Regions from separate parts of the Homo sapiens genome. Here region 2 is linked to region 1. Evidence: chromatin contacts called from ENCODE Hi-C or POLR2A ChIA-PET data. All regions are on one chromosome and are shown on one strand. Each heading gives the region's core, a stretch centred on a gene start or an enhancer-like site at or near the end of the contact. The rest is flanking DNA. Distances are from core to core; before and after follow the strand shown.

Evidence for each region. A loop is a pair of places that touch in the nucleus more often than their neighbours do. ChIA-PET counts read pairs that join two places held with the same protein, here RNA polymerase II (POLR2A). Pooled maps may share reads with other maps.
Region 2: a pooled map shows a loop between it and region 1 (2.4-fold over the local background). The contact joins two enhancer-like sites. A Hi-C loop is called at or near these places in 2 of 50 pooled maps. POLR2A ChIA-PET finds 5 or more read pairs at or near these places in 3 of 52 experiments (A673, MCF 10A and WTC11).

Annotation. Positions count from the first base shown.
Region 1 is chr2:152,496,517-152,501,270 of GRCh38, forward strand. All of the region lies in intron 1 of FMNL2 (formin like 2), which reads left to right. Among named protein-coding and RNA genes, the nearest start is that of FMNL2, 160 kb to the left of the region's middle. RefSeq lists an enhancer at 4,676-4,754. Within about 2 kb of position 1,280, at least 8 of the 41 ENCODE cell types and tissues checked have a DNase peak (open chromatin) inside an H3K27ac peak, as active enhancers do.
Region 2 is chr2:152,592,981-152,597,598 of GRCh38, forward strand. All of the region lies in intron 9 of FMNL2 (formin like 2), which reads left to right. Among named protein-coding and RNA genes, the nearest start is that of PRPF40A, 120 kb to the right of the region's middle. Within about 2 kb of position 1,540, at least 8 of the 41 ENCODE cell types and tissues checked have a DNase peak (open chromatin) inside an H3K27ac peak, as active enhancers do.

The DNA of each region.
Region 1 (4,754 bases), core at 30-2,529:
TCTGCAAATATCTTGTTTCACATCCTACATTTGCTAATTAATTTTAGCGTTTGTTGATTTCCTGGCTGCATCAATTATCACTGTGGTGTTTGCCAAATAGTGATTTTTAAATTTCTGTCATCCCGTCATATGAGTTAGAATTCTGTGAGGGTGAGCTATTCCTTCTCCTCTTATTATTTATTCAGTTATTTATATCTGTATGGATTCATGGATATTTGGTTATGGGTTACAATCTCTTCCTATGATTATTTATTATATTGCTCAAATTGTTCCAGATTTGGCTATTGTGAGGTCCTTAAATTTGGCTTGTAATGTTCTTTTGACATGTTCCAATTTTTGGACCAATTTCTTACTTTTGGTACCATAAGATGTTCCAAGCTTATCTTGGATTTTTTTTTTTCTTTTCCTGCTCCAGCCCTGGAATCAGTCATTTTTCTAAGAAGCTCTAGTTCGCCTTATTAGAGAAAGGTATATAGAAACCAAAATTTGGTGCTAGATGTGCTTATTGTTCCTAAGATGTCAGTACTTCTAGCCGTTCTCAACAGATAGAGCTAGGAAGTATATGTGTATACATATACATATGCACACGTTTGTATCTATATATTAAAAACCTTAGGGTTCATTCTCACTTTCCCCCTTATATGTAACTCTTTTATCTGAATGTGAGAAACCTGGTTGTCATTATCCACAATGTGTTTACTTATTTGTGCAATTCTAAGCTACACACATAGTAGTTTTCAGAATGCTAACACATACCCCACGAGAAATTTGCTAACTAGAATGTAACATTTGTGTGCATTTTTTTTTGTTTTTAGTGTTAGAATAGAGTACTGTTTTCTAAAGTTATTTAGGTTCTTCTCTACCTACTTTGTGCTTTTGTTCATTTGTAATACATTAGGTTCTCTTATTTCATTTTGATTAAAATCATGTTGGTTTTATTTATTTTTAGGTGATGTCAAATATTGTCACAGTTCTAAGACTTATAAATACATGAAAAGTATGCTCAGAAGGTGTCATTTCTTCCTCATTCTTTCTGACTCATTCCTGTCCTCTTTCTGTAGATAATCTCATTACTTCTTGGTTTATCCTTCCTGTATATATATTTTTTACACACATCAGCAGATGCATACTGTATTTTCTTATTTCCTTTTTTTATACTTGAAAGGTGGTATTTTTTGTTGTTGCACAAAAATTGCCACAAACTTAGTGGCTTAAAACAACACAAATGTATTAGCTCATAGTTTCTGTGGGTCAGGAGTTTGGACATGGGTTAGTCGGGTTTTCTGCTTTTCTGCTCAGACTCACCAGGCTGAAATTCAGGTGTTGGCCAGGGTTTCGATATCATCTGAGGCTTGGGAGTCCTTTTCCAAGCTAACTGGTTGTTGGCAGAATTCCATTGCTTGCGGTGGTTGCACTGAAGCCCTTATCTCCAAGAAGCTGCCCACATGACCTCTCCCTGGTTTGTCTCTTAGTAGTGGCTCTGCTGCTTTGGATTTTTCTAATATTTTCTCTAGCCCTAGACTATCTTTAAAGGGTATACTTCTTAAGGTCAGACCCACCCAGGATAATCCCCTTTCACCTTTGCCATATAATGTAACCTAATCATGGGAGTGAAGTCATGTCATACTCATAACCTATCTACAGTTAGGAGGAGATGATAATATATGACATGTGCCCCAGAAAGCAGGAATCTTGGAGGCTATCTTAAAATTCACCTTTTACCATGTAGCATACTATAGGTAGAATTGCAAGATAGCCTCCAAGTGCAAAAATTTGAAAAAGTATTGTTATATTGTCTATGCTTTTTCTCCATGAGATGTAGAGTTTTTGTTCAATTTATTAAAAATACTAATTTTGGCAGTTAGGGTTTGAATTTCTGTTCTAGTGTTATGTTTGTATTTTACCATTTTTTTTAAAAAAATGCCCACAGCCACAGGTTTCTTATTTAACTTTATATTATCTGGGTTGTCAGTTTTTAAGGATATTCTTGAACCCTTACCTATTTCCTGTACACCAATCCATGAACTCAGTCAAATTTCCAGTTTTACTCTTCCTTCTTCTATTTGTTTAAGTCGTATTACTTCTATGTTGTCACAACATATAATATTGTCACATTGTTCTTTCAGCTCTGCATTTCGATCTTCTGGCAGATTTTACTGACGATAATGTTTTTGTGTAACATATATTGTTGCTGTCTTATATCAGGAATCTCTCTACCACCACCCTTTTTCTTTAAAACCTTGAGAATACTGAGATTTGGGAGATCATCAAGGAAAATAAAACTGAAGACAAACAAATGTACTTACCTGAATGTTCAGAGACCTCACCATTCATGTGCATTATTGAAAACATGGCAAATGGTTCCTACTTCAGAAAGAGGCAGAATTAGTCCCCCTTCAACTTAATTAGTGAAGGAATTTGGCATCTTTGTAAACATAAAGGGCCTATGTGGTTCATGTATCTTTCTGTAAGGCAATAACCGTGAAGGGCAAAGGGGCCCTTAGTTAATTATAACTTGAGTAGGATGGGAGGGGTCAATGGCATTTTAACGTAGAAGAACCAAGTGTTAGTAAAGAGCTTTTCTTCTCCGGGAGCTTGGTCAGCTATGTTTTCTGTGAAGCCTGATTGGGGAGTCAAAGTCCCAGTGGAAAAGTGTTGATGAGAAGGCAGATTCTAGAGGATCAATATTTCGAACCTCCTTTTAAGCTCATCCAACTTCACAGCTAAAAAGCTGTTGAGGCTTCAGAAAAAGGAAAGGCACAAAGGAATGAATGAATCAGAATTTGCCTGGATGTGATGTTCCTGATGATGGTCAAAAGTCCTGAGAGTTCCAGCCTTGAGGCCTGGCTTCCCTCTCTCTGCAGGCCTCTTGCTGGTTGCTTTTGGAGGAAGCTGAGTGTTTGGGTTGTTGTGATTGCTGCTGTTGGGGATTTCATATAACATAGCTCTGGAAGGTCTTGTACTCATGACTATTAGTTATTCAAGGCCACCTAAAATCTAAATCAAAGAAATGACTAGACAGAAGTGAAAAAAAGGGCCTGATTCGTGAAACGATTTCCCAACTTTGTGATAGGTCACTCAAGGCTTAGTGTAGGCTTTTTTCAAGGTAGGTGTCTTTTAGGACTGAATCGGTTCCAAGCTATATGAGAAAGCTTGTGTGTGAATAGGTTTCTGCTGGCAGATGGTTGGCAGGCTCAACCATCAGCCTTCCAGACTTGGGATTCTAACAAAATTCTATTCTGTGGCACAAGCCTAGAATAAGTATGATCCATATAAATACATTCATTTATGCACATATTAGCAGTACACTGAGTTCTTGTTTTTGTGATTTTGATGATCTGGTGCTTTTGGTTTTCCTAATACTGGTTCATGGAGAAATAAGTTGTACTGTGTTGGCTAAAACCCGACTCTGGATGCACTAAATAATTCTTCTGAGTTTCTTTCTCTTTTTCCTCTAGCCTGGAGGAAGTCTGTCTGCTTTCTCTTTTGCAGTCTGGAGATAGAGCATTGACCCCTGAAGCAATGCTGGGTTTACTTTATTAGAGCTCACCCGCAGATGTTAATGAAAGCAGAACAGTGAATTAGTGCTGACTTCAGAGCAGAACAACTTGGGTGGGGGAATCTGTGAAGAGAACATGTTGTTATAGGCAACACCCAGGGGAAAATTGACAAATCACAGTAAGAATCATTGGATATTTCTGCCCCACCAAGAGAGCAGGAGGGTGAGAACTAAATCATCCTCTGAAATACACTTAGATTAAGAAATCAGTCTGATGTTCATTTCACAACATTCATCAGAAAGAAAAACAGGACTGATCCCAGGCAAAATTTATTGGTGGGAAAAATGTCGTGTTCTATCTCCTCCTCCTCTCTGCTTAGCCCCCCAGCACCTGATTAATTAAAACTCTGCCATCTACCGGCTCAGAACGTTTTTCTTAGAAGCACCTGAGATTCGTTCAGCTAAAGAATCAACAGCTGTCAACCGCAGCAAATAGATCCCCTACCCTCTACCATATCCCAGTATCCTAACAATGCCTTAAAATGAGCATCAAGCCGGGTGCGATGGCTCACGCCTGTAATCCTAGCACTTGGAGGTCGAGGTCGGTGGATCACCTGAGGTCAGGAGTTCTAGACCAGCCTGGCCAACATGGCGAAACCCTGTTTCTACTAAAAATACAAAAATTAGCTGGGTGTGGTGGCGGGTGCCTGTAATTCTAGCTACTCGGGAGACTGAGGCAGGGGAATCACTTGAACCCCAGCGAGGCAGAGGTTGCAGTGAGCCGAGATCACACCACTTCACTCCAGCCTGGGTAAAACAAACAAAAAAACCAGGCATCAAAACTCGGATGTCTACAGGAGTCAGTTAGGTCTCTTAAATTTGTAAAATCTGCCTGGATTTGACACAAAAGGGAGTGGTGGAACCTTGGCAAGCCTGTGAGTTAAGTCCCTGACCGAGGCAGGCGCCACTCGGCTTTAGCCCATACTGGCAAGGCAGGCCGGTGCTGTGAGGGCTTCCAAATTTTCATGAGAAGATGAAAATTTTGATTCTTCTATGAAATCTTTCACATTTTTCATGACGGTTTTAAAAGTTTTACAGGCAGTAAAAACAATTCTTTGTGCCCTTATGCCCTGAAATCAAACCCTGTGGGCCAGTAATTCCCAAATAGAGTCCTCAACCTAATATGCTTTCCTTAAAGCTAAATGTATTTAAGGATTATCTCTTTATTTTGATATTTTTATCCTTGCTATATTGT
Region 2 (4,618 bases), core at 290-2,789, 97 kb after region 1:
GGGCCCAGTGGGAGAAGTGGGTAGGTCCTGAGCAGGGTGATCAGGAAGGGAAGAGACCTGATTTGATGGAGAGAATTCTGGGAGCAGAGAGATTGGCATGAAATCTGTCTCAAAGGCAGCATAAGTCAGAATATATTTGTTCTTTAACCAGGAAAAATATCTGACCAGGGTCCATGTTACAGAACAAAACATGGCAAGAGGCAGGCATGAATGAGGTTCTGAGGAAACAGTGGTGGAGAGACTGGAAACCTGTGATTAAAACAAACAAACAAACAAACAAACACCTCAACTAGAAGATAGATACAAATAGAAGGGAAAAAAGAGAAAGGGAAGAAATTCACAGTTACATAATACTTTACAGTTTAGAAAATGCTATATATATATATTGCATTTGATTCTGTGGAAATCTGCAAAAAGCCTTTTATGTAATTTGGATAAAACTTTAGGAGTATTGTGTAGCTCTGCAGAAAATACAGTAGAGGGGAGAGATGCTGGAGTCTGGAAGACAGGTGGTTCAGTTGTCAAATGACTCAGCCTTGGACCCAGTTTGTGGCCATGGCAATGAATATGAAGCCAAAAAATGAAAGAAAAGGCAATAAGAGATAGGGTGATCCACCGAATATGAGAATGGACACGAGGAGAATAAGAATCTGTTCAAATAATATACACTTAATGAAGAGGAAAGTAGCCCAACTATAGTCAACAAATACAATCTGGGGATTTCTTTTTTCAGGCAAAGAAAATAAAACTTTTTTTTTAATTTATTTTTTTAGTGGGGGTGTAATGCCCGAGGTCAGATTCTTAGCTGTGCAATGAAGGTAATGAATGAGAGAACAAGTTTAAACAGAGGTGACTAGGGAGAGAGAGAGAGAGAGAGAGAGTGTGTGTGTGTGTGTGTGTGTGTGTGTGTGTGTGTGTGTGTGAGAGAGAGAGAGAGAGAGAGAGAGCGAGAGAGAGCCAAATGGGGATTGTAACTAAGTAACTAAGGAGGAAAACTCCCCCACAGGGACCCCAGTCCAGAAGGAAAAGAGTGAAGAGACAAGGTTAGAATGGGCTAGAAGGATGCTCAGAAGAGACCAGCACAGTACAAAGGGGAAGGTGGTCAAGAGGATGAGAGGATTCCTGGTGGGTCTGGTATATTGTGATGTAAGTTTTTGCTTTAGGTGAGAAGTTAGTCAAGTGGTTTTTATATATCTTCCAAGTCTACAATTTTATGATTCTATATAAAACTTTGTGTACACATGCCTATGTATGTAACATGTATTGTGTGTACCTATTCAAATAGTTCCCTCTAAGAAAGATTAAGTGCTTCTTTGACTGCAGATATGAAAACAAGGTACCTAGATAATAAAATGATAGGTGCTTTCATTTTTCAAACAAGAACAAAAACTGACATGTTTGAGGCCAGTTGGCAGGAGAGCAACAATCCTAAAAGAGATCACTATGACTGCAGACAGTATTGTGACTTCCGGCCTAAGTTCCCTTTTATGACTACTTGGAAGGTGGCTGCGTCAATCCCTTGGCTCAAGTTTCATTTCAAAAATCTGCCATGTGTCTAAGGACGTCGCTGTTTCCCTAGACTGAGAGTGAGCTGGCTGTGCTGGCCATGCTGTTAGTACCACCGCACGAGGTACTGTTGAGGACTTGTCTGTGGAAGAAGCATCCCTGGCTTGTGTAGCTTTTGAAAGATGGAGCTTTTGAGTCTTGATTTAAGCTTTTAGTTTCCCAGCTCCCCTGTCCTACCCCAAACTGTTCTGCCCACTGCAGCTCAACAGCCATTCTTTATTCCTTTCAACACAGTGGTATATGTGGCTACTGCCCAGCTCTTTAATTCTATGTATCAGTCTGCCAAGAATATATAGTCAGACTCGGTTTTCATTCACAATTGACTGAAACACACTCACTAGAAGAAAATAGCCCAGTGGTTCCTACTTATGGTCCAACAGTCACTGTCAGTCACCCTTCATCTTGCAGTTGAGCTCTCTGACAAGATGTTCCCCGCAAACTCTGCGTCACAGGGGAGTGGAAATGGCCAGTCATGGTAACATGAGCTTTAGGCTCTGTGTTGTTTTGGCAGTTTGGTTTTGGCAGTGGAAAATAAGGGCTCCTTCCCTGCCAATAACTGTACTAGCAACACATGTGATATCCCAGATTTACTGGTTCACCACCAAGAACAACACTGAATTTTTCATTTCATTTTCAACTATTTTCCAGGAATAGATGTAAAATTAGTAAATGGTGCTTTCTATGTGGAACGTGTCAAGAACATGTTTAGCACATTGGTAAAAGATAATGATCTTTTTGTTCCTTGTGTATTTGTTCATGATTGATTGATTGATTTGATTGTTGTTGCTTTTGAGGCAGAGTCTTGCTCTTGTCACCTAGGCTGGAGTGCAGTGGCGCAATCTCGGCTCACTGCAACCTCCACCTCCCGAGTTCAGGCAGTTCTCATGCCTCAGGCTCCTGAGTAGTTGGGACTACAGACACGCCACCACGCCCAGCTAATTTTTGTATTTTTAGTAGAGACGGGGTTTTGCCATGTTGGCCAGGCTGGTCTCGAACTCCTGACCTCAAGTGATCTGCCTGCCTTGGCCTCCCAAAGTGCTAAGATTACAGGCATGAGCCACCATGCCCGGCCCATGATTGTTTGATATTATGGTGTCAGGCGTCCCAGACAAATTTGTTTACTTGGGTGGATTCATTCAGTATGAATTTCTGAACTTTGAGGAATGTGTGTTCTATATATTTTTTTTCCCATGCGGAGGAGATCTCTTTCTGTCCCTTTCCCATATTCTTGCTTGAAATCTAACATTCACCTGGCTTTGGGAAAAGAACATCTTCTAGCCTTATAATGAGTCTAATGTGACAGAGTGGGTACATCCCAGAGATAATCAGAGAACAGTTAGGGGCTGTTTCCATCCAACCTGATAAGTACCAGGGATTGTACCTGGCCTTATTAAACAGAAGAATTGCAAGGAAGTCTTTTTTTTTTTTTTTTTTTAGACCAAGTCTCACTCTGCTGCCCAATCTGGAGTGCAGTGGCACCATCTCGGCTCACTGCAACCTCCTCCTCTCAGGTTTAAGCGATTCTCCCGCCTCTGCCTCCAGAACGGCTGGGATTATAGGCATGTGCCACAACGCCTGGGTGATTTTTTTTTTTTTAGTAGAGATGGGGTTTTGCCATATTGGCCAGGCTGGTCTTGAACTCCTGACCTCAAGTGATCCGCCCACCTCGGCCTCCCGCAGTGCTGAAATTACAGGCATGAGCCACTGAGCCCGGCTGTCTTTTTTTTCTACCTTGGAAAATGGTGGAGGGCTCCTTTCTATATGAAGACACTATTGGTCTCTGTGTGATGTGGCTTCATTTTTATGCAGAGATGGTACATTTAGTAGTTCTTTGTATGGTATGGTTGATTCCCAAACAATCTTGCAAGGAATTTTACTATTAGTTATCCATTTATTTGCTTCTTTAGATTTTAGGTTTAAGAATCCATCATCTTTGTAGAAATAGAGGCTATTCTGTAATCCAGTAGTTTCCAACTTTTGGCCCCTGGAGCCCTTTTTATGCTCTTAAAAATCACTGAGGTCCCTAAAGAGCTTTTGTTTATGCAAGTTATATGTTGATATTTTCCATATTAGAAATTACAACAAAATTTCAGGCCAGGCATGGTGGCTCACGTTTGTAATCTCAGCACTTAGGGAGATTGACTCGTAGAAGATAGCTGCATTCTTAGATCTGCTTCTGCGTTTAGTCACTTCTGCTGTTGTTTTTGTTGAAGTAGATGAAGAAAATTTAGCCTCACACAGATATGTAGATGAAATAGAATTATGTCAACAGCATTTTCAGATAATAGTGGGCATTCTTCTTTGATACTATACAAACACTAGACAAGTAGTAATTTCTTAAAGGTTAGTCACAAAGTAGAATCCGAAATCGTATCGATGAACTTTTTCCATACTGTTGCATTAAAATCTATTTGCCTATATTGCACCTTGAATGAATTTATAAATTTGTAACAACATTCAGTGATCATTGGGAAAATAATGGTACACTGAGTTATCTAGATCTTCTAATAATTGGCACATTTCCTAATATACTATTTTAACAAATCACATGCATTATTTTTACCTCCAATCTCATTAGAAAATTCTTTAAATACTGGGAAGCAGTCAGACTCCTCGTGGTGGGTACAGTTTTCATGTGTTTGCTTAATTTTTATCATTGATAACAAATATTGTCAGCTGTTATCTTTAAATTAAAAGGTGCACTTTGTTCATTTTCAAGAAAATACCTGCCAAGTGCATAAGTCTGAATTTGTCAGTCATGCTTTCAAGTAAGAACAAAGAGTGGCTAGTTCATCTTGCAACTGAAATAATCACAGAAATGCTTTTTCCTCAAGACAACCATACTTCAATATGCGGCAGAAATGCTTTATGCAGACTCCCCATTTCATCATCTAGAGTATCATAAAGATGTGTATCTAGGGGTTGAGATGTATAAAATTAATACCTTTTACTGCTTCATCAATGATATTCTTAAGTGAAACTGGCTTTTTAAAACTGAGAATGCGTGGCTGTGGTGAATACAGGGATTACTGGTATAATTTGGTGCACTGCC